3 separate regions of the Mus musculus genome follow, and regions 1 and 2 are each linked to region 3. The links are chromatin loops, found by intact Hi-C in ENCODE. Cell type or tissue: heart. All regions are shown on one strand. Links, peaks and the distances in the headings refer to the core of each region. The heading gives the core; the rest is flanking DNA.

Region 1 (10,496 bases), core at 3,021-5,520, 390 kb before region 3:
ATATATATATATATATATATATATATATATATATACACACACACACATACATACGCATAATGTGTGTGTATATATATATACATATATGTGTGTATATATATATATATACACACATATATATGTGTGTGTGTATCTATATATCTGTATATATGTATATATCTATATCTATCTATCTATCTATCTATCTATCTATCTATCTATCTATCTATCTATAGAGAGAGGTCTCAAAAAACAAAACAAAGCATAAACATAAAATAGGGAAGTCTACTTTAGTTCAGGTTTCTGGGCTGGGTTAACTAAGTCGCTGTGTTAACAGGTTTAGGGATGAAGTTCGTGATAGGGAAGAGAAGAATGAAGAATGTGGGTTTTATGGTCTCAGGCAGGGATGGTGACGGGGTGGTCCTGTGGCCAAGGACTTCATGAATATGCATTCACTGCTGAACCTCGCAGCCAGTTGGATTCCAGCGTCTAAGTCACTTGGGTTTCCTTCTGCCAGGTGCTGTGGGCGGGAGCGGTAAGAATGACAGCAGTCTCCAGCTCAGCGATTGGCTGGTAGGCACCATAAAAGGTCTAACTCAGCGGCGGAGACAGAGTTTGAGCTGGACTTTAAGCAAGCCACTTTTGTATTGGTCAGTGAAGAAATAGAAATAAGAGGACAATGGTAATTGCTGTAGTTGTGGGGGCGGGACTAGCAGGCCATTTCTCACGAGGATTGGACCTGGAGGTTTTGACATCATCCGAGAGGCGTGGTCATGTCTAATAAAGCCGAGAGCCGGCCCTGCACCTGCAGTAAGTTCCACCGCAGTTAGAGTTCCGGGTGTTTCGTGTGAGGCGGCGCTCGACAGTTCCGTCTGCTTCAGCCGCAGTGTCTCCCTGCCCGTCTCGTTGCATTCTCCAGAGAGGGGACGGACCTCCACTTCCTCTTTCAGAAAAATGTGAGTTGACTCTGCTCTAGGGTCCTCGACACCTCTTTACCGACTCTCCCCCGCAGTGTCCGACTCTGCGGGACGGGAAATGGCGCATTGCAGCAGCTGCGGCGACGCCGGGAACCACCAGCTCGCGCCGCCCCCAGACCGGGCCACCCCGGACTGCGGGCAGCGCTCCATCCCGCACCAACTGCAGCTGGCACTCCATGGCAGGGCGAGGGCGCGGGGGTCCCACGTACACCGCACCCTCCCCTCTTGTCTTTGTATCGTGGAACCCCAAAGGGGAAAAAGTGGGGGAGGTATAGATTCAGACAGGAAACTCGGAGACCCTTTCTTGTTTGACAGACTCTTAAAGCCTCTGGGAAGACTTATAGGTGTTCCTGTCCATTCTTGACTTGGAGTGCCCGCAGTCTCTGCGTTATGCATGCCCCTCACCCAGAGTGTGATGTACCTGCCTCATGGCTGTGAGCAAAGCTGCAGAAACTTAACTTGCTAGTTCTGTGGCGCCTTGCGAGTAGCTCAGAAAGTCTCAGGGGACAGTGGTATGAAATCTTAATGCAGCTGTTTATGCTAAGGCGATTTCCAGTGATCAAGTCCTAGCCAAATAAATATTGGAGGAGAAATAGGGAGAACAGTGAATTCTTCATTTTATCCAAAACACATAGTTTAGCCTTTAGCTCTTTTTGGCATCATCCCCTTCTGTGGCCAGATAAATTAAGAACTTCCCTTTAGGATCACATACACACAATGAAGAATTTTCTTTCTTTTCATTTATTATCTGAATCTCTTGCCTGGTGCTAGATTTATTTGTGTTTGTTCCCTCTTCCTCTCTCTCTCCCTCTTCCTCTCTCTCTCCCTCTTCCTCGCTCTCTCTATCCCCCTTCTTTGTTTGGCTTTTCCATATAGGGTTTCTCTGTGTACCCCTGGCTGTCTCAGAATTCCCTCTATAGACAAGGCTGGCCTTGAACTCAGAGATCCACCTGCCCCTGGCTTCCAAGTGCTGGGATTAAAGGTGTGCACCACTACACTCTGCTTGTGTTGCCTCTATTGGCAAAAGGGGGGCAGGATTTTGTATTACATAAGGGTTATAACTCCCTGAATAGGTTAGGGTGGAGTGTTTCTACCTGCCACAAATAGTAAATAAAGTGAGTTCTCCAAAGCTTCACAGCCATTTTATCCGTTCTCTGCATTAACATTCTGTGCAGTTTTTACAAGCCCATAGATCTAGATGTTTAGGGGAGGGGAGGGGTCCTTCTTAGTTGACTGGCTGCAGGTAGTTTCATGTGTGATGTTTGGAAGGAGGTTGAGAAAGCATGGTGGCTAGCAGGGAATCACGAGGTCTCTGACCTTAATCTTGTCATTGGTGCCACCATCCTGGACACCTTCCAACACTAGCTGCTACCAACTCATTGAAATCCCTCCCTCTGGTCTAGAACTAGATTGCTTAGCTAGCTCAGTAGCAGTGCAGATCCTGTGGCTCCCATGGCTTTGCAGATTCCTCTATGTTTAGGAAGGAAATGGGAAAGCGGCCCTTTAAGTGGAAGAAGCTGGTGTAATCTGCTAATAGAGTCTTTCTGAGGGGCTTCTACATCTTGATCTTAGCCAAAAGGCCGAGAAGCGGTTGGGGTTATTACATCGTGTCTAGAACATTTCCCTTAGTTATGGAAAAAGAGATTCTGCATCTTGGTTCTGTTGTAATTAATCAAGGAATTTACTTTTTTTTTAGCAACTTTCTGGTGGCTTAACCTTTACTGTACTTATTCTTGGACTTTTCTAGCAAAGATTTTTTTTTTTTTTAGCACTTAAGAAATTTCTATTCCCCATCAAATTTTAGCTTTCTCTCTTTACCTTGCTTCTGTGGGTTTAACTCTGGGAACTCGTTAGCTGGTGACTGTCAGAGAGGAGTTCATCTTCAGGCCCCACCGTTGCTTTAACCCCAGCAGATGGGGAGGCAGAGGCAGATAGATCTGTATTTCAGGCTAGCCTGGTCTACATAGAGAGTTCCAGGACACCCAGGGCTTCGTGAGACCTCATCTCAAAACAAAACACCCGAAACACAAACCAAACCAAACCAAACCCACTCTGGATTATTCCCTTCTAAGGCCGTGGGAACGCTTTGCCCTCAGCGGTGCTGGTGGAGAGACTTGAACTCACAGCAGTGTAGTTCAAGCTTCCTTATCTGACACGGGACTGGGTAACTATCCTGAGACATCGCCCAGTCTGAAGATGAATGGACAGAGTGTCTGCTGTGTGTACACTGAGGACTGTTTCTAGCATTTTTATTTCTGGTCTGTGCTTTTCGGAACGACTAGTATAATTGTTTTAGGTCTCAGATTCATTTTAAATGAAACTCCTGGCTTCTCTGCCAAGAACAGAACAACCGGCTTGGATTCACTCCACCTATACAGACTTTGCTTTTGGTGATTCTCCAAACTGTCTTTGCAGCAGCCGTGATGTTCCAACTACAGTGTGAAGCCCAACCGGGAACCAGACCCTGCCCCAAGCAGGACCGTCGACTTGCCCCTTTCATATTCACACTTCAGATTCACGTGGCCTTACGATTTAATGTTTTCTACAAATTTCTCTTCCCCTGGATTGGGTTGTCCCATCTTATTTCATGTGAGGAGCTTGTAGTGGCCAGGCAAATTCCATCTAGGTCAAGGCTGGCATATTTGTCCCTATGGCCATTGTGCCAGAGGATGTGTCTGAGTTTGCCTCTCAGTACTTGGGGGTGGCTGAGGAGCTAAAATGCCTTCCGTTTTCAATCAGCATTTGCTTTGGTGGTGTGAGGTGAGGATGCATAGGATTCTTTTCTTGTCTCAGTTACGTTGTGTACTGTTTGCCTCTCTCCACAGGTCTGCTCCAGCTCAACCGCCTGCTGAAGGGACAGAAGGAGCTGCCCCTGGTGGGGGTCCTCCTGGTCCTCCTCCCAACATGACCAGTAACAGGCGGTTACAGCAGACCCAGGCACAAGTGGAGGAGGTAGGCGCCTGGCACCCTCCGTGAGAGTGTCTAAGTCAAGGATCGGTTTACCCATCTTCCTCTTTTTTATAGGGGAGAGGCTCAGGGGGTGGGGTGGGGCAAAGCGTGCCATGGATCCAAAGGCCTTGGCTTGTGATCTCCCAGGCATTATTCATTTTCTCGGTCTCTAGGGGGGAAATCTCAGCGTCTTTATTTCTGCAATCTCCTTAGGTGGTGGACATCATGCGTGTGAATGTGGACAAGGTCTTGGAGAGGGACCAGAAGTTGTCAGAGCTGGATGACCGGGCTGACGCCTTGCAGGCCGGAGCATCACAATTTGAGAGCAGTGCTGCCAAGCTAAAAAGGAAGTACTGGTGGAAAAACTGCAAGGTGAGATTCCCTGCCCCCTCCAGCTTTTCCTGCCTCGCTCCCCTCTCAGGAGGCAAGAGAGCCATTAACTTCTCATTTTCTTTCCTCTGAAATCTGGAAGCCTCCTTGATATGTAGTACCTGTGTTGGCCACCAGGGTAGGCTAGAGTAACAGAACCACTAAGAAAGCCCTAGGTAGAGGAACTCAGAATTTAGACTAGTGAGGTAGCTCTTTCTCATTTAGTATCTTCTGCAGAAAGTCTCACCTGGCTCTTTCCTCAGACACCCAGCAGCCATACACTGGCTCAGTATATGTATTTAAACATCCACAACTTCTGTAGCCTGAGCAGGTACTTCACAAAGTTTGCCCATCCATTGGAATTCCAAGAGAAAAAAACAAACAGGCAACAGGAAGTAAACAACATGAGGCTGCAGGTCCTATGCTCCTGAGGTTGTGACCGTACAAGAGGCAGAGGCCTGTGGGTGGTCCCATCTCTGAGTGCAAGGGCTCATGCTCTGTCCCCATCTGTCTCCTCAGATGATGATCATGCTGGGAGCTATCTGTGCCATCATCGTGGTAGTGATTGTAAGTAAGTATCGCTGAGGTCGCTGATGGGGTGAAGAGGTGGGAAGGTCCTGGAGACTTCTCCCAGCCCTGCCTGCCTGCCTGCCTGCCTGCCTGGGGAGTGGGGCCGCTCTGCAGAGGTATGGAGACGGCTACTGGGGGATCGTCGTCTGGTTTGGGAGGGAGGAAGGGCAAAAACAAGGACATTCCTTGATGGACAAGCCGCCCCCCTGCAAAGGATTGTGGGAGATTGCCCCTTCTGCTGAGGAGGTGGGTTGAGCTGTTTGCCACTAGCTTGGGTCCAAGGGAGACCTTGGGGCTGGGGTGCCTGTTACTGAGAGACCTGAATGTCTGGTGATGTGCTGTAACTTGCCCTCTTGTTCTCTCCTGTCTCTTTTTTCCTTCTCCGTCTGGGACTTGCTGGTTCCTGTGTCCAGTCTACTTTTTTACTTGAGAATGTGCCATCCCTTCCCTGTTCTCCATTGCCACCCAAGCTCATGTCTCTTCCCCTCTGTTTGCTTTCTCAACAAACTCCTCCATCCTCCGTTCTCCATCCTGGCCCAGGCTTCTCCATGACCCTTCCTTTACTGTTGCGTTCATTTGCACCCTTCCTCAAAACTAGAAATGCTGCTCGTGGTCCAGTCCTGAAGTCACTACCCGAAGACAACGGCTGGCACCTCCTCCTTACCCATTTATCGTGTGCCTGGAGCTTAAAAGAGTTGTGGCCAAAGGGAAGGAGGGGGCCGGGAATGGCAGAGGTGAAGTGTCTGAGAAGTTAGCATAGCTGAGGGGAGGAGAAGGGTATTTGTGTCCATGGTGTCTCCAAGAAAGGCTGGCCTTTGGCAGGAGGGGAGCAAGAATAGTTGGGAAGTAGTAGCTTGCTGCCAGTGCATGTGTATATGCACATGTATATGTACATGCACATGTATATGTATATATTAGTTGGGAACTGTTGTCCTTATTTGAAACTTTTCTCCCATACCAGGCCTGCCTTTGGTCCCAGAGGTCTGTTTAAAGACCAACTTCAAATCCCTTTTAGAAAAAGTCAGACTTGTATTTTGTAGCTACTCTTTACATGTCAGTACAGGATTTTCTGTGTCTGTGGGGAACTTTACAGCCTTTCGCTCGCTTTGTTCTCTGTAGGCCTAGGAAAGGCGTACTTTCTGGTTGTAAAAACACCAGGACACTCTTACCTTCTCCTAGAAGCCATCCCACATGCTTCTCTTCATGTCACCTGAAGCATTTGATGTTATTCATGAAGGCACCAAATAATTTCAGGGAATCAGGGGCTTGGAAAATAACAAGCTTTCAGGAGTGTGCTTCTTGCCATCTCACTAATGAAAGGCCTGTCCCTCCCTTGTTGTTGATCACGAGAAATGAGAGCTGCATGGCAAGACTCCCAGGCTGCCACAGAACACTTTCCTCCACACTACCCTGTATGTAACACGGGGGGAGGCAGGAGGGCCTTTCCAGAGTTAGAGAAGTCCACTGATCCCGCAGCTCAGTTTTGGATAGGAGGGTCCAGGCTGTGTTGGTGTGCCGTTGCGCTGCTGTGCGGCATGGGCCTCGCATCCGCAGCTGCCTGCCACTCTTCCGTTAGTTCTCCCTGCAGCCGCTGTGCCCATCCATTCTGCATTGCCTCCTGTCTTTCACTCCCTTTGCATGCTGTGTTTGTTGGAGCCGAGGATAGGAGCTGCACAGTCTGTCTCGGGGGCTTCTTCTAGTGTCATGATAGGATCCCGCATGGGACAAAGCCAGGTGCCCGGCGGGTGGAGGGCAGGGTGGGAAGAGGAGGGCAATGTTCTCAGACCTCTATTCCTTCTGTGCTCTGGTCCACAAACTGGAGGAGGCAGGGCCGTGCTAGGCCGGGGGTCCACTTCCCACGCAGCAGCCTTTCGTTCTGCAGAGCCATCGATCCTTCCTTTCCCTTGGCCCATTTTCCACCTTCCCTTCGTGCTGCCTCAGGGCAGGGCTGAAGAGCTGGAAGAAAGCAGTCAGTGTAGCCTCCCAATGTCCCCCGAAGGTCTCCACTCTGCTCTGGGCTTCCCTTTGCCTAGTGCAGGGAGCCATCTCTGGAGAAGAAGCAACACTGTCCTTGGTGTGTCCCAAGCCTGGAGCGTATGTTCCCTGTTGGCCCACCCAGCCCCAGCACGGGAATTATTTCCTGGGTTTCTGTCCATCTAAGGCTTAGGTGTAGTTGGCATTCGTTCTTCTGGGGGTGTTAGTCCTTCTACTTTCTATCTCACCTCACCCTGAACCCCCTTCTGTGTCTCTGCAGTCTTCTCTCCCTCCCACCACCCATGTGCATGAGCAAATATGCAGCTAACCCTGGGACTTTGCAGTCAGTTGAAGCCAAGCTTCCCACATCTCCTCTTTGTTTGCCATGGGATGATGTGGGGCTTCCATCGTGTCTGTCATTACCTCTGTCTCTTTCCTAACCCAGTCTCACAGTTTATGTATAGTAGTAAGAGTTGTACTTCCACCAAAGGCATGTGACATATTTACCAATCTCATGTATTCTCAACAAAGGCGAAAAATACAAATTCCTACCACAACATTGACTTGATTGTTGTTTGGGCTGTGCTGGGGAGGGGGAGAGGAAGGTGGTGTCCTATGTTGGCTCTAGGCCAGAAGGGCTGATGTGTGTATTCTTTGTTCTTCCTGGAGATTAAAGTCTCTGTGTTGGCAGCGGAAGTGGTCTGTGTCTTAGCCTTCATACCTGAAACAGCCAGGCTTGCAGGTGCTGGTGAGAGGAAGTGCTGACAGGAAGCTGAGTGGGCACCAAATGCTAGCAGACAGCTGCAGGCTTTCTCAGCCCCTCCCAGGCCTCTCCACCTGCTTGTCACCTCTTGGGGGAGGCTTCCAGCCCGTACCTCCTTGGTCCTCATGCATGATTTGTTCCCCTCTTCAGCTTCATTTCTATTTTCTTTAGTTTTTCAAGACAGGGTTTCCAGTGTGCCCCATTGTGCTTGCCTTGTAAGTAGATTCTCCATACTAATTCTTCTGAAATAGCAAGTTCACTTCAAGATCTAGTTCTGTTTATTGTATGCGTGTGAGTGTTTGCATGTATGTATTTACAACATGTGTGTGCCTGGCATCCAGATCCTCCCCAGAGCAACCAGTGCCCCAGCCACGGGGCCATCTCTGCAGCCCTTCCCCCACCTCCTTTTAAGACATTGGTCTGTTCCTAATGTCTGCAAAAACTAGCTTCTAAACCCAGAAAACCTTCCCCCCACCCACGAGACAAGGTTTCTCTTTGTTGCCCTGGCTGCCTTGGAATGTACTCTGTAGACCAGGCTGTCATCAAACTCAGAGAGATCCCCCTGCCTCTGCTGCCTGAGTGCTGGGATTAAAGCATGCACCATCATTCACAACTTAATTTTTAAAATCTTAATTTAGGGCTGGAGAGTTGGTTCAGCAGTGAAGAGCACTTGTTACTTCTGCAGAGGACCTGGGTCCAATTTATAGCAGCTATATGGAGGATCACAACCTCCCACCCCGACCCCAGCCCTCTGTGTGTCCCCGGGGATCTGACACTCTCTCCTGGTACCAGGCACACAGGTGGTGTACATACACACTTGCACACAAAACACTCAACACACATAAAATGGTAAGATAAATAGATCTACTAAAGAGAACTCTCAGAGGACCTAGGTCTCGTTTGCAGCACCCACATGGCCACTAACACCTGTAGGTAGCTACAGTTCCAGGGGATCCAGGGCCCCGTCTGACCTCTGCAGGCATCTGGGTGCGTGTGGTACACATACACACAGGCACACTCATGCACAGATATTTTTAAAGATGCATTTGTTTTTATTTTATGCATATACCTGTTTTTCTAGCATGTATGTGTGAGTACTACATGCATGTCTGGTGCTTTAGGAAGACAGAAGAGGGCGTTAGACTCCTGGAATTAGTTACAGATGGTTGTGAGCTACCATGTGGTTCTGGGAACCAAATCCAGGTTGTGTAGAAAATCTACCAGCGCTCCTATCCACGGGTTGCTATCTCTCTAGCCCCCCACTTTACTTTTGATAACAGACATCATAATTCATGGTCTTTATAGGCTCGGATGCACTGTATCCATAAGGTATTTCATAGCAGTGAGCACAAGGAAGCTCTCGTGCAGCTGAGGGAGTGTTGTATAACTCTCCCAAAACTCCTGGCAGCTGTCTGAAGGGTCAGAACCCTAATATCTGATGATGTAACGGTGCAGATGTAGCCCAGGGCCTCTGCTTCGTACCTTGAAACAACGAGTTGGGAGTTGGAGCAGCTAGGAATGTTTTGGAACCAACAGGGAGAGAGAGAAGAAAGTGCGCTGTAGTCACAGCATGTTTTTATTTTGACAGTGTTGGCATTCATGAGTGGTCACAGCCTCTCCCGCTTCCCTCACTTTGATCCTTTTTCTAAGAGAATTTTTTTACATCTGACTTTTTTTTCATTTACTCATTTTACATTCCAATATCAGTTCCCTCTCTCCTTCTAGTACCTCTGCATGAAGACCCACCCCCATTCCTCCTTCCCTTTCTCCTTTGAGAAGGAAAGCCCTTTTTAGGTAACCCTCCCCTGTGTGTCCCCCCACCCCCGATTTCTTTTTTTTTCTTTTTTATTAGATTTATTTATTTATTATATGTAAGTACACTGTAGCTGTCTTCAGACACTCCAGAAGAGGGAGTCAGATCTCGTTACAGATGGTTGTGAGCCACCATGTGGTTGCTGGGATTTGAACTCCAGATCTTCGGAAGAGCAGTCGGGTGCTCTTACCCACTGAGCCATCTCACCAGCCCCCACCCCCGATTTCTTAATACCTCACATAGATGGTGTTAGCTTCCACTTTGATAATTCTGCCATCCTCTTGTCCTGTCCCTTTTCATCAGCCCAGGGCTCTCTTCTCAATAGCACAGAAAGCAGAGACTTGTACAGTCCAGGGCCAGTACTGCACTCCCAATGTGCTGGCACCTTCAGGCCCAGCTCAGCCCCACACCTCACACGGGGTCCTTTAAGTAGCCAGGATGTGGAGTACTTTACTTTGTATTCGGAGGCAGGCAGGCGGCTACCCAGAATGCCTCATAGGCCTGGTGGACCTTGATGAAGAAGCTGAGAGAAAAACGGAACAAGATTGTTTTCAATAGGGATAATTCCAAAAGCAGATGTTGGGGGTATGGTAGAAACATCTGGAACTCAGCACACTGGACTTCATCCCTGGTTTGGGTGGGCAGATACCTGAGAGTAGGTTGATCTACAAACTCACCTTGCTGTCTGTGAAGTCCCAGAAACAACAACAGCGCAGAAAGGAAGATGATGCTGGCAAAGATGACTCCCAAGGTTCCTCTCTGCTCTGTGGGTGAGAATGAACACAAGACCACATGCTGAGCCCTCACCCTCCAGTACCCCTCCCCTTAGGAGGGGAGCTCTGGCCTGGGTGCTGTGAATCCTCACGGAAGGACGGGAGCCTGCCCACGCAGCAGCACTGCACTTGTTCAAGACTCTCAAGTTTGTGTGTTGCTGTTCTGCCTCTTACTCCATCGGGGCTTTGTTATTCTGAGACAGGGCCTCATGATGTCCAAGCTGGCTTTGAACTTAGGAGTCCTGCCACAGCCTTCTAGTGCTGTGTTTATAGGCACACCCCACTAGACCCTATTCTATCTCAGGACATTTGAAAATGTTTTACAGAAG
Region 2 (10,496 bases), core at 3,733-6,232, 89 kb before region 3:
CCCAGCACAGTATGCTCTGGGAGTAGGCAGCGTCTGCAAGGGGCTGGTGTGCACTTTCTCCGAGTGAGACTCTCTACTCCTCCCCAAAGGGGCATTTTAAGGGCACAGTTGGACCCTGGCAGGCCTATGTTCCTTCCTGAAAGTGTAGACTCCCAGAGCACTGGAGTCCTTCAAGGTTCCTCTGAAGTCTGCACAAGGCAGCATTTGTGAGTTCCCTGCTCTTTGAGTTAGGTAGGAGGTGTTTACTGCTGGGTACATCTGCTGAGCAGAAACTTTCCCTCCCAGCCTGGGAGCCCACCATGACTTACCCTCTGGGGACTCATCCAGTAAGCCTGCTTCTGGGAGGCAGAGGTGGGGGCCCTGTTCTAGCCCTGCCCACTTCCTTGTTGGGTGGCCCTGGGATTGTGAGGTTTTTTTTTTTTTTTTTTTTTTTTGAACTCTTGTTTTTTTATGAAATTTGTTTTCTGTTTGAAAAGACATGAAACACCTATAAGGGTTGGTGTGAAAACATCCTAGCTTCAGGCCTAGCCAATGTCTTATGACTAACGCATCCCTCCCTCCGATCCCCTCCAGCCACGCCTTCTAGGTTCCTTACCTGTTCCTTGGGGAGGGGGCTACCCTACCCTCTCTGTTGCTCCCTGTGCAGGACACAGAACTGAACCCAACCTCTCGGGTTGGGCCTGCCTTAATTGTCTGGAATCTCCTGCTGCAGGCCAGCCTTCGCTTTTAGCCCCTCCCTGGGGTTGCTTTCTCTTCCTCCCTCCTCAAACCCACTTCTTCCCACCACACAAACCCCACAGATGCTAATACTCTTGCTGGGCACAGAAATATCATTGTATTTTTAGCGCTGGCCCTGCTCCATCCCACGAGCACCCCTCTTGGCATAAACTTGGCCAGATCTTCAAGTTGTTGTCCCCAGTCCTTGAGCCACAGGAATGTGCTCACCCCACAATATTTATATGGCTCTGCCCACATCTCTCCTGCCACCATTTTGCCTCTGTGACTTGCATGACTAGTATGTACATATTTCTTCCCTCCTACATCACACGCGCACGCAAGCACACACACACACACACACACACACACACATACACACACACACACACACACACACACACACACACACACACAGAGCGAAACTCTAGTGTTTTCTGTCCCTGTCCCTATCCCTTGACCATCCTTCTGGCAGAGGAACTGCCCCAGGAATACCAGCCCAAAGGGTACAAGGAGAGGTAGAAAGAGGGAGACATGCTTACTCTTGGTCTTTGAGTCCAGTTCCTTGGAGATGTGAGCTCAGACTCCCCCCACATACACACAACATGCCTTCTGTCTTGTCTATGTATGGCATGGAGTTAACCCAAGATAGCCAGTTTTCTGAGGCAAAGCGGTTCACCCAAAGATAACTGCAGTTTCCTTTTCAACTTAAAATTAAAGAGGAAAAGTCAAACAATGAACTTTGCCCCACTTTGGATAGAAAATGTTAAATCTAATCCTGGTAGAGAAAATGGTTCTGAAAGCCGAGAGCTATGTATTTCTTCACACTTAACCTTTCTCTAAGCCAACTCTGTTCTCTTTTTTTTAATGAGAGAGCGAGAACAAGAGAGTGAGCAGGTGCTTATACCATGGTGGACACGGAGACATCGGAGAACGGCCTCATAGGTCCTTTTATCTACCATACTTGAGACAGGGTCCTCTGTTGTCTGGTGACTTGTAAGCCAGGCTGGCTCTCCTGCAAACCTTCAGAGCATCACCTTCTCTATGTCCCGCTCACTGTAGGGGTTCTGGGATCAGAGATGCTTGCTACCATCCTTCAGGCGGGTTCTTGAGACCAGAACTCAGATCCTCACTCTTGGGCAGCAAAGCGCTTTCTTTGCCCAGGTATGGTTGGTTAGCTTGGATTTCACGGTCAGTCAGCAGACTGCTTCCTGGGGACTGGTCCTGGATTAAGCTTTCTCGAGGCAAGAGGCTTTCCATTCTCATTCGTCTGAGCCCAGGGCGTGAAGCATGCTAGGCAGGCCCTTCATTCTTCCTTGGGTCTCCATTTCTCAGGGTGATACCCAGCCTCCTTAGGGTCTGTGGTGTTATCATTTATTTGTTTGGTACACTGTCCCCCTTCCCCAACACACTCTGAACTCTATTTCCACAGTGAGTGCTATGGCCCCAGTTAGGATCTTTCTCTCCCAGTATCTGCATGGCTGGTTCCTTCCTTTCTGTGGTTTTCTGCTCAGCCCAGAGCTTCCAATGCATTTCCTTCTGATTTGATCCCACAACTGCCATCTACAGAGTAGATTTCATTTTTATTTTATTTTTCCTTTTACCTCCATCAAAACTTCCCAGGGCAAAGGCTGGACCTTTTCTCCAGGGCCTAGCTAGAAGCAGGCCAATACCACAGTGTTCATTTTTATTTGTGGAACATAGGAAATGGTATTTAGTGGGCAGAGGAAGCCTCCTGGTCCAGGCAGCTTATGCCCTGGTAGGTGGGTGGATTGGTACTTGGTGTCCCTTAGAGGACAGAGTGGCTGCCTGTTAGTCAGGCAGGTCATACTGAAGTCTCAGGGCTGGGACTCGGAGCTCACTTAGAGAATGCTCTGGGCCATCTGCCAGTAATTCCTCTCCTTCCCTTCCTGAGCAGTGAGTTAGCTGGGCTGGAAAAAAATGTCAGGAAATAACCCCTGCTAGAGGGGTCAGTTTGGAGGTAGTAGTGTTAATGGTCAACAACACAAAACATACTCATATAGCCTTCCTTATGTTGTCTACAAGTGAGGCTGTTAGGAAGTTGAGCTGTGTCCCCTGTATTCATAATTAGGGACCTAAGCCCGGCTCAGTTGGAAATCATGTTGGTGCAGATGCAGCCGGTTGTTAAGGCGAGGTCACACTGGAGTGGGTGGGGCTTTAGTCTCATGTGATTATTGTCCTATACAAACATTGAACTTGCCTAGAAAAGAGTGCCAGCCCGCCACAGAAGAACACGCACTGGACAATTCCAGTTAAGTGGGACCTAGAAGAGAGTCAAATGATAGGCAATAACAGTGGTTACTAGAGACTGGAGATTACATGGGAGAACAAGAAGCCAAGGTTTCATGCACAGATATGGAGTTTCAGGGTGGGACAGACTAAAAATTCTGGAGCCCGGTAGTGAACCTTAATGTTGCTTTGCTGTAGAGTTAAAAATGGTTAAAATGGTTTCTAAGAGTCAATTTAATTTTTCTTTTCTCTTTTAAGGTTGCAGTCCTTCATGGGGGGGGGGGTTGGGGCAGAGGGATGGGAGGGAGAGTACTAGTGGCAGAAGTGATGGACTGTTACATTGTATCTACACACCAGAAGCAGAGTGCTAGATGCTGCTGCTCAGACACCATCTCCCTTGTATTTTACTTTACTTTGTTATTGAGATGGTATCAAAATGTAGCCCTAGCTAGGCCTAAACGCAGGATCTTCTTGCCTGAGTTTCCACCACACCCTGAGTCTGCTATGTATGTTCGACAATGCTAATAAACCTACTAAAGTGGAAATAAGGAGGCAACAAAGATACGCGGAGATGGTTCACGAGTTTGGAGACTTTTCATCGACTGGACCACAGAGATTGCCAGCAAAGAAAGAATCAGCAGCTAGGAAAGAAGAGCCTGGCCCATCTCGCTCAGAGCCCACAGGAGGGTTCAATTCGGCCCACACCACTCTGCCCATACCTACCTGCCCACACTTTGATCTCTGACTTTGGCTCCAGAGTCTGGAGACAGTACAATTCTCTTTAAACAACCTAGTCTGTGGTGCTTTGTTACCATAGCCCCAGAAAGACACAATGCCTCTCTGTGGCTGGCTGGCACCCCTCTCCAGCCCCCTGGTTTCTGGAGAATCGAGGACAAGCTGGCTTCTAAGGGCTCTCCGAGGCTGTTCCACCCTTCCCGGTTCTTAGCCAGTCCTGCCTCCTTGCTTTCTCTCTTCCCTGCTGTCAGAGTGGAGATGACTTGAAAGCCAGGGATCTTCAAAGCTTGTTCAATGCCCTATCCTCGGGCCTGGGTGCTCCCCCAGCCCCACCTTGATATGAATTTGTAAAAATGCATATGTATAGGAGGGAGTGAGGAGTGAGGCACTTTCCTCTGATCTCTATCAGAGTTGCTTTGACAGAATGCTTGTTGCTTAGAATAAGCAGGGATAGTCATGGTGACAGCTAGGCAATACAGAGCCTGTGGCCTCTCTAGACTGAGGTGAAAACAGAAAGTCTGGCTGGGTCTGCCTTTGTAGGGCAGGAGCTACAAGAGACAGAGGTAAAGCCTTTCCCTTAGGGCCACTGAACACAAACATGGCCCTGGTTCTAGTAATAAAGGAAAAAGGCTTCCGTGTCATCTGAGGCAGAACCCGCAAGAGGATGGGGACAGGAAAGGCAGAATAGACACTAGGGTCAGTGATAGGCTCATTTCCAGACCCCGGGAGCTCACAGTCTGCACAGGGAGGCAAAGGCCTGAGAGCCTGAGAACAAGGCCTGGGCTGCTCTCCCGGGGCCTGCAGAGGCAGCTGTGGGAGCAGAGGAGATAGTCTGACAGCAGGGTTTGCAGAAGGCTGCATGGAGGAGGTGCCAGCTGAGAAAACCTTGGCAGAGGGAGGGAGGGGTGGAGAATGGGAGGCATACGGTGGAAGCAGAGAGTACCAGGGTGGTGGGTTGTGAAAGGGCCATGGGAAGATGACCAGTGAGGGTCCCTGTGCTTGGCTAATGAGGGAGGCACTGGTACAATTCCCTGTCCCAACTGTTGGGTTACCCTCCTAAGGGAGGTTTGAACAAACATCTGTTCACCTCAAATAGGGCACCAACAATGACCAAAGAAACCATTCCATGTTCATCTCTCAGGGCGGGGTGGAGGTGGGGGGACGGGGCAGGGGGCAGAGGGAAGAGACCAGTGAGTCTTCTGAGCTTGCGAATCACAAATTTCTGAGCTTCCTGATTTATATATATATATATATATATATATATTTAAGACCTGGGGTCCTAAGATTTGACTCCAGGAAGGAAGTGCAGAGGAAGTAGCCGTACAACACCAGACATCAGCTTGCACTCTCATCAGGGTTGATTCTAAACTTGTCTCTCCAAGGCTTGGCTGCCTGCCAGCTTTTGAGAGGTGACCGAGTCACGAGCACCCAACTTTCTAAGTGGATTGATGGCTGTACTTGTTGGTTTGGCGTGTCAACTGGACACACGCTAGAGTCATCAGAGAGAAAGGAGGAGCCTCCGTTGAGGAAATGCCTCCTTGAGATCCAGCTGTAAGCCATTTTCTCAGTTAGTGGTCAGTGGGGGTGGGACAACCCATTGTGGATGGTGCCATCCCTGGCCTGGTGGGTCTGGGTTATATAAGAAAGCAGGCTGAGCAAGCCATGAGCAAGTAGGCCAGTAAGCAGCACTCCTCCATGGCCTCTGCATCAGCTCCTGCTCCAGGTCAATCCCTCCTTGAGTTCCTGTCCCGACTCCTTCCAGTTATGTAGTAACTTCCAGTTATTTCGAAGTGAATGCCAAATAAACCCTTTCCTCTCCAACTTGCTCTTTGGTCATGGGGTTTTCGTCACAGCAACCCTAGCTAAGACAATGGGTTAATAAATAGCCAACTGGACTATTAGGGGGTAGGGCCTGGTCAGAGGAAGTAGGTCACTAGCATGTGGTGTGTGTGTGTGCCTTTGTAGTGTTTATCTTGCCCTCTGCCCTTTCCTCTTTGCTCCCCGGCCACCATGAGGTGAGCAGTTCTGACCCAGCACGCCACATTTGTCATAATGCTCTGCCTCAGAGAGCAGAGGCCCAGAAACAACTGAATCACTCACCGTGTCACAGACTGGAGACTCTGAGATATAAGTATAGGAAATAAATTCTTCTTGATTTTCTTTTTGGCCCTGGGAATTGAACCTAGTGTTATAGGTGAGGAGTCGAGTCTGTGGCCACCCACTCAAGTTACCAGATCTCTGTGTCTGAGGGCAAAACATTTGGTCAGCAGGGGACACCTGGTTAGAGATAGAAATAGAGACAGTTTGTTAAGAAAAAGAAAGCACTTCTGAGAATGGGGCTGGGTCTGTGAACTGAGGGAAAAGCTTGTTCTTAGAAGCACTGGGTCAGGAAATCAGTGACCATGTTTAGGCCATCTACATAGCTCCTATCTGTCCCAGTTCGAATAAGGCTGCTTTCTCAGGGATGCTCTGTTTGCTGTTTGGAGCCCAGTGAGTAAGGACTTCCAGGGTTTGTCTGACAACTGGCTTCTTTCATATGTTAATCTTGATGTAACTTTCACCAGTCCCCAATCCTCTGAGAGACTTGGGCCTAAAAATTGGGGTGGTGGTGGACAAAGAGGGTGATGATGAATTAACCTTCTATAGCTACGTTCATGTTGATGAGGGTGTAGTGGCTGCTTAAGAGGAACCACAAGATCATCTATTTACTGCTAAAGAGAAGCGTTGGCTTTCAGTGGTAGGAGTTGATTGGAATTCCTGCATTGTAGGGTGTTTTGTTTCAAGTTGTTACATAGCTTAGAAGACACAAATGTTACAAAATCGGGACTATAAGATGGAAGCAAGAGTAAAGATTACACCAATGGGTGAGCATAGAAGGTCTGAGAACCAGGAAGCCATGCTTGTGCTTGTTTTAGAAGAGCCATCCTCTGTGGCTGTTGTGGGTGTGAACCTTTAGATTGTGTGATGGTTTGTATATGCTCGACACAGGGAGTGGCACGATTAGAAGGTGTGGTCCTATTGGAGTAGGTGTGCCACTATGGGTGTGGGCTATAAGACCCTGATCTGGAAGTCTGTCTTCCACTAGCAGCCTTCAGATGAAGATGTAGGACTCTCAGCTCCTCCTGCAACCATGCCTGTCTGGATGCTGCCGTGTTCCTGTCTTGATGATAATGGACTGAACCTCTGAACCTGTAAGCCAGTGCCAATTAAATGCTGTCCTTATAAAGAGTTGCCTTGGTCATAGTGTCTGTTCGCAGCAGTAAAACCCTAAGACAGATTGTTAAACATAAGGCCAGTGGAGAGATGGCCCAGTCATTAAGAATGCATACTGCTCTTGCAAAGGACTCGAGTTCGGTTCTCAGCACTCACATTACACAGCTCGAAACTGCCCGTGACTCAAATTCCCAGCTCCCTCTTCTGACTCTCATGGGCATTTGCATTCACACTTGCAGAGGACCTCCTCAACACACATATACACATAATTTAAAAATATAAAGATAAATCTTAAAACAAACAAAACAAAACAAAAGGTGGTTATAGATTAAGATTGTGTCAGCCAGGCAGTGGTGGTACACACCTTTAATCCCAGCACTTGGGAGGCAGAGGCAGGTGGATTTCTGAGTTTGAGGCCAGCCTGGTCCAAACTAGTCTACAGTTCTCTTGTGTGCTTCCAAACCCAAGAGGGCTCCTTGGCTCTTGTTCCTAGAATAGCGTTTTACCTGTGTCCTGCCAGCCCAGAGAGAAAATTTTGTCTCATACCCAGAGTTCCTTCCATGATGATTCTTCCACATCAAACGGAGAGAGCTGTCAAAGTCTAATTGCTATTTTTTTTTAAAGTTTCTAGCGTCTCCCCTATCCCCCTAGTAGGCTGAAGCATGTTACAGGAGTCATGGTGTGTATGTATGCATGTGTGTATATGGGGTGGGCTGGAGGGGCTCCAAGCTAAGTCAGTAGGAGCCTAATTGTTTCACCTTTAAGGTGAGGCGGCTCAAGGCCATCCAGCTGGCTTTGCCTCGGGTTATAGAGCAAAGACCACAAGACCTCTCCCAAGCCTCGTGTGCTAAAATAGGCAGGGACTTTCCACTCTTTAGCATTCTTACCTATGAGGCTTTGAGAGGCACACCCAAACTGCAGTCTCTTCAGGACACACCTAATTGCATTTGACATCTATTTAAGCTTCTATATTTTGCTAACAATTAGGTTTTCTACGTACAATAATCAGATATCCCTCTAACCCCGAGGCAGGTTGAGATGAAACCTGGTGGTCAGCCCTGGGATCATTCACCACCCAAAGGTATGGCTCTCCTGAAGGCTGCTTGGATCTGGTTAGTGAAGGTTCAGGAGTGAAGTGGCCAGTAACACTGGAATTCCAGCTCAGCTAGCTGGTCAGCGTGCAGGATGATTTGGCAGCTCTGACGTCAGCAGGAGTCTCAATAACAGCAGTGGTTTGAGCTGCCGATGGCAGTCTCTCTCAGGGTCTTTTAGGATTTATGATGAAGATGACGTCACTTTGCCTCCTGTAGAGACTCTATCTGGAAATCAAGGTTGGTGTTGCCTCTGTAGATTTCTGCTGCAAGGGATGAGAGAACATCCTTTTCCTTCATCTTCAGGACATCAAAGACTCCAGACATTGTGACTTTTCATTTAAGTTATGACAGGAATTAACAGTATTGCTGAACAATGTGGTGTGGATCCTATCTTGGGCAATGGAAAGCTGTCTTTTGTTTTTCTTTCCATCTGTTTTGTTGGGAATGTTCAGTCCAGTGATGAGACTAGGTCAGCAATTGGCTCTTGCTTCAGGTCTCTCTTACTCACCATCTAGAAGGCACTGTTTCAGCAGATGACTCTTTGAGGTCCAACTTCCCTGTTTTTTTTGAAAGTTTTTGGGCTAACATAATTATTTGTGTCATTAAGGTGAGGAATACTCGTTGGATAGTAAAAAGCAAAGGCAGGAGTATCTTGGTGAGTTGAAAGTTGTACCCATTGGGAAGGTGGTAGGAAGGTTAGAGCCTATTGTGATGTGGGGGCTGAGTGATGTGGAATTTGAGGTTTTTGGGAGTCCCCATAAGAGAAGCGAAAATCAAGACCAGAGACAGATTTGGATGCAAGAGGTGTGCTAGCTGCCCAGCGGTGCTCTGGGGTCTTCGGAGGAGTTTCTTAGTGTTTACTTGAATTGCCGAGACTCTAGGTTTGAAAAAGACACAAGGATGCTAAAAGTGCCCGAGGTTACAGACATTTTTCTGAGGGGGAGTGCTGAGGGGAAGGGGGGAATGGGTGACTGGAAGCTGGACCTCATGTGTCTGTCTTAGTTAGGGTTTTACTGCTGTGAGCAGACACCATGACCAAGACAACTCTTATAAGGACAACATTTAATTGGGGTTGGCTTACAGGTTCAAAGGTTCAGTCCAGTATCATCAAGGTTGGATGGAACATGCAGTGTAGTGTCCAGGCAGGCATGGTACAGGAGGAACTGAGAGTTCTACATCTTCATCTGAAGGCTGCTAGCAGAATACTAACTTCCAGACAATTAGTGATAGGGTCTTAACACCCACACACACAGTGACACACCTACTCCAACAGGGCCACACCTAATAGTGTCACACCCTGGTCCAAGCATATACAAACCATCACAGTGTCCCACAGGACTTCATTCCCTCCTTTTGTTATTTTCTTTATATGACCCACTATCCATGTATAAAAATAGCTATTCTGATTTCTTTCATGGTAGTCTTGAGGTAGCTTTCTTCAGTTCTTATTCTGAGAGCCATGGCTCTAAAAAAATCTTTTGGAGGAGCAGAAAGGTAATGATCAATCAGTTTTCTGTAACTACTTTCATGTTGGTGAGGATACAGTCTCTGCTTAAGAGGGGGCCACAAGATTCTCTACCTACTGGATGGAGAAGGGAGACCTTGGCTTTTGTATAGGAGGAGTTGGTTGGGATACCTGAATTATAAGGAGTTTAGTTTGAAATTCTTACATATCCCAGAAGACACAGTTGTTGCCAGAATAGAAATACAAGGTTTAAGCAAGAATAACTTGATTATGCCAATGAGTGATCCCAGAAGGGGTGGGAATGAGGAGGCCATACTTATCTTTGCTCTAGGAGAGCCATCTTAGCCTTTCACAGCAGACCATTCTCTTGTCTCTTACAAAAAAGCTTCAGCCGTAGGACAGTATTGTTTACACATTTATTCTTTGGCCAACGTTTTCCCACCCAGTTTGTACTGAGGTCAGACAGTACTACCATGCCATATTGACCTCACTGTTTGGGCATTCTTGGGTTATACCTTAATTCTTGCGGATGTATTATAGTGTGTGGTCCAAGGGGGTCGCTGCAGTGGGAAGATCATGTGCTTCTTGTATTCTCAGGGTCCTTCAGACTTGGAGAGCTCCTTTACATCCTACTGGAGCATCCCTGGGTGAGTCTGAGCATAGGCACAGGAGAATCAGAGACCCTAGCTTGACTTCCCAACTCTCCTGCACTCACCTTTCTCCTGCTGCAGTTTAAATCAATTGCTTATTTGCTCGCATTCCAGGATCATTAGCAAAATAACTGAATCTTATTCTATTATGAACATTTCTGAGTGTTTTTTTATTTCAGCTCGGCGAGGTCGCGTCTCCTAAGAGACTCTTTAAAAATGAATGAGAGCAACTCCTGAGCTATCAGACTGTGCGGCTCAGAGAGCCAGCATGTTTGCACAAATGGCTCTGGCTTTAAAAAAAAAATCCATTTAGGTTAAAAGTGTAAGGGGGGTAAACTAAAGCTCATGGGAGTGTCCCTTTATCTGGGGAATTGT
Region 3 (2,500 bases), core at 1-2,500:
CACAGAGAGAGGGAAGGCAAAGGCGGAGCCATTGGCCCAGCCTTTATTTTGACCACTGGCCGTTGAGATCCACATTTGGCTCATTTCCTTTTCAAAGTTTGTTTATTGAACACCCTCCATCCATGGGTGAAATCCCAAGAAAGAATAGAATATTGGGTCGTTTCTGGCCCGGAAAAGACCCAGTCTAGAGCAGCGGTGGGTGTGGGAGCTTAAAGTTGACTTGTATGATAGATGCGCTGCAGTGACCCTGTGTGGACACGGTGCTGCGACATCTCTGCTCTTGCTAGCTTCTGCTACTCTAACCACCGTCTCCGGTCAGTGGGTCTTTGGGGAACGCACATTTACCCGTTACTGAGCCAAACGCAGAACTGTACATTGGCACCAGAAGCCAGAGCCAGATAGATTAATTTTGGTAGCAACAGAAAAGGGAACTGGCTTTGTTTGTGGGGAAGAGGGTGGGGTGAGGTATGGATGTTAGAGTCCCTGAGGCTGGCCCCAGAGGAACGGGCAGGGCCACGTCTTGTTCTGCACAGGCTCTCCTTTCTCTTCAACAGCCAGGTTTGCAGAGGAGGCTTGTGCGCTCCTGACGTCCTCCAAGTTCGAGGCCTGCCACCACGCAGTCAGCCCTCTGCCCTATCTGCAGAACTGCCGTTATGATGTTTGCTCCTGCTCCGACAGCCGGGATTGCCTGTGTAACGCAGTAGCTAACTATGCTGCCGAGTGTGCCCGAAAAGGCGTGCACATCGGGTGGCGGGAGCCTGGCTTCTGTGGTGAGAACTCCATAACCAGTTAACCTCCTTTAGGCAATCAATTCAAACTCTTCTGACAACTTGTGGGTCTGGGTCCACCTGTCCTTTTCAAAGGTACTTTCTTTGAATAATTTCATTTGGAAACAGGCCCCAGTGACAAACTTGGGGCTACAGTTCTTTTGCAGCCATTTCTCCTGCCTTCTGCTCTTGGCTGGTAATGGGGTGGGTTCCTGCGTAAAAGTAAGTTGGAACTCCTTACAGAAGCCATGGACTTTGGAGTTGCATAGGCCTGGCTGAGAGTGCCTGTAAATGCTGCCACCTAGTGTTCATTCCTTGTATGAGCATGCCGTGGTGTGAGTTTGGAATGCTGGAATCCTTTGCTTGTAATGTCAGGCAAGGCAGACGTGGGACCTGGCCCACGGTCTTTGGCATCGTATAAAGTTATGCAGCATTGAATAATGCCATTGTTCTAGTTGAATTTGCATCTGTCCTAAGCTGTGGTAGATTCCTGCCATCAAAGATGGTCTTTGCTCCTGCACCGTGGTCCCCTGGGCAGTTAAACCCTGCTTACTGTTTTGTTGTTTTTCCTCTGGAGACATTTGGCTAGTGTCCAGGCTTAGACAACTGGGAGACAGAATCTTGAAGCTTCCTTTTGAGACCTCCCTCGGAGGTGCCTGTCAATCACACTGAGTGAAGGGACAGCTGAGGAGGACTCTCTGGGGAGGTGTTCTCGATCAAAGGTTTGCAGAGGTGCTTTTGTGTCAGAGAGAGGTTAGCAGGGCAGGAGTTTGGGCAGATAGTCTGGAGGAGGAAGGTAGGTGGAACTCTGAGTTTCAGGGTGTGGGCGTCAGATTTCCTTAAACTAGAGTTACATATGGTCACGAGCCACCGTATGAATGCTGCAGAATACACCAGCATCCTGTGCAAGAACAGCTAGTGCTCCTGGTGGCCGAGTGGCCTCTTTGTCCCTCAGTATTTTTTCCTCTTAGTTTGTGTTGTCATTTTGGTTGTTTATTGAGATAAAGTTTCACTCTGAAGCTCAGGCTATGCCAGAATTCATGATCTTGAACTGGTATTGGATTCAAGGTAATCCACCTGCCTCAGTGCTGGGGAAGCAGGGGGACAGTAGTTAGGGGAAGTGGTAAAAAAAATAATAACATTATGGACTTGATGAGACATACATGTGTCAGCATTGGTGTCTCACGAGCTTGTGTTTGGAGTCTTAAGCAGTGTCTGATGAAAGACGGGACGAAGGGAGACATGCTCTGTTCCAAGGAGAGATGGATGAAGCAAGTAGGAATGAAAGGGACACCCAGTGCCCTCCTCTTCCATCCAACCCTGGACGAAGGGAATACTGACAGCCCAACGGATGTAGTATAGAATTTTCTAGAAGTTTACCTGTAGTTTAGCAGCTCTGTGTCTCTAAGCTCTTCATTCCAATGACCCTTACTGTCTGTCTCCTTCCTAGTGGCTGCCTTCTAGCACCTGGGGAACTTAACTAGTCAGCGCTGTGCTGTATTAGGAGTTCTGCATTAGCCATATGCAATGTGATGGCATCAGAAGGCTGTGCTAGTTTAGGACATTCTTCCTGAAGGTCAAGAGCCTTTGGGGACATTCTTTCATCTCTTGGGAGCAGCAAAGAAACCTCCATAGAAGAGACTATGGTCCATGAGGTGTCTGACACTGTGGTAATGGGGGTGAGTTAGTTAAGGAGCTCTAACTTTCTGATACAGTTTCAAGTGCTGGCTGGC

Evidence for each region. Peaks named below come from ENCODE experiments on the same cell type or tissue, not always from the same donor. Only the 100,000 strongest peaks of a DNase experiment are listed, where the experiment ranks them.
Region 1: it touches region 3 in a loop (3-fold over the local background); 2 of 42 quality-filtered maps call a loop at or near these places.
Region 2: a loop joins it to region 3, with 2.7 times the contacts of the local background. A loop is called at or near these places in 20 of 42 quality-filtered maps.

What each region holds. Positions count from the first base shown.
Region 1 is chr6:125,214,793-125,225,288 of GRCm38, forward strand. It overlaps Vamp1 (vesicle-associated membrane protein 1), which reads left to right and starts at 789. Exons shown (of 5, transcript NM_009496.3): 1 at 789-935; 2 at 3,782-3,908; 3 at 4,119-4,277; 4 at 4,794-4,845; 5 at 5,258-7,514. The coding sequence starts at 934. The coding sequence ends at 5,274. It overlaps Tapbpl (TAP binding protein-like), which reads right to left. Exons shown (of 7, transcript NM_145391.2): 6 at 10,072-10,158; 7 at 9,413-9,917. The coding sequence ends at 9,874. In heart, for the core only: a CTCF peak has its summit at 4,410; a DNase peak (open chromatin) is centred at 3,964.
Region 2 is chr6:125,510,533-125,521,028 of GRCm38, forward strand. No RefSeq gene overlaps it. Among named protein-coding and RNA genes, the nearest start is that of Cd9, 21 kb to the left of the region's middle. In heart, for the core only: no CTCF peak of the experiment used is centred there; a DNase peak (open chromatin) is centred at 5,129; H3K27ac peaks cover 1,085 bases; H3K27me3 peaks cover 270 bases.
Region 3 is chr6:125,603,576-125,606,075 of GRCm38, forward strand. Vwf (Von Willebrand factor) reads left to right here. Exons shown (of 52, transcript NM_011708.4): 15 at 555-770. Among named protein-coding and RNA genes, the nearest start is that of Vwf, 52 kb to the left of the region's middle. In heart, for the core only: CTCF peaks have their summits at 1,074 (motif pointing left) and 1,273; DNase peaks (open chromatin) are centred at 326, 706 and 986; H3K4me3 peaks cover 155 bases; H3K27ac peaks cover 212 bases.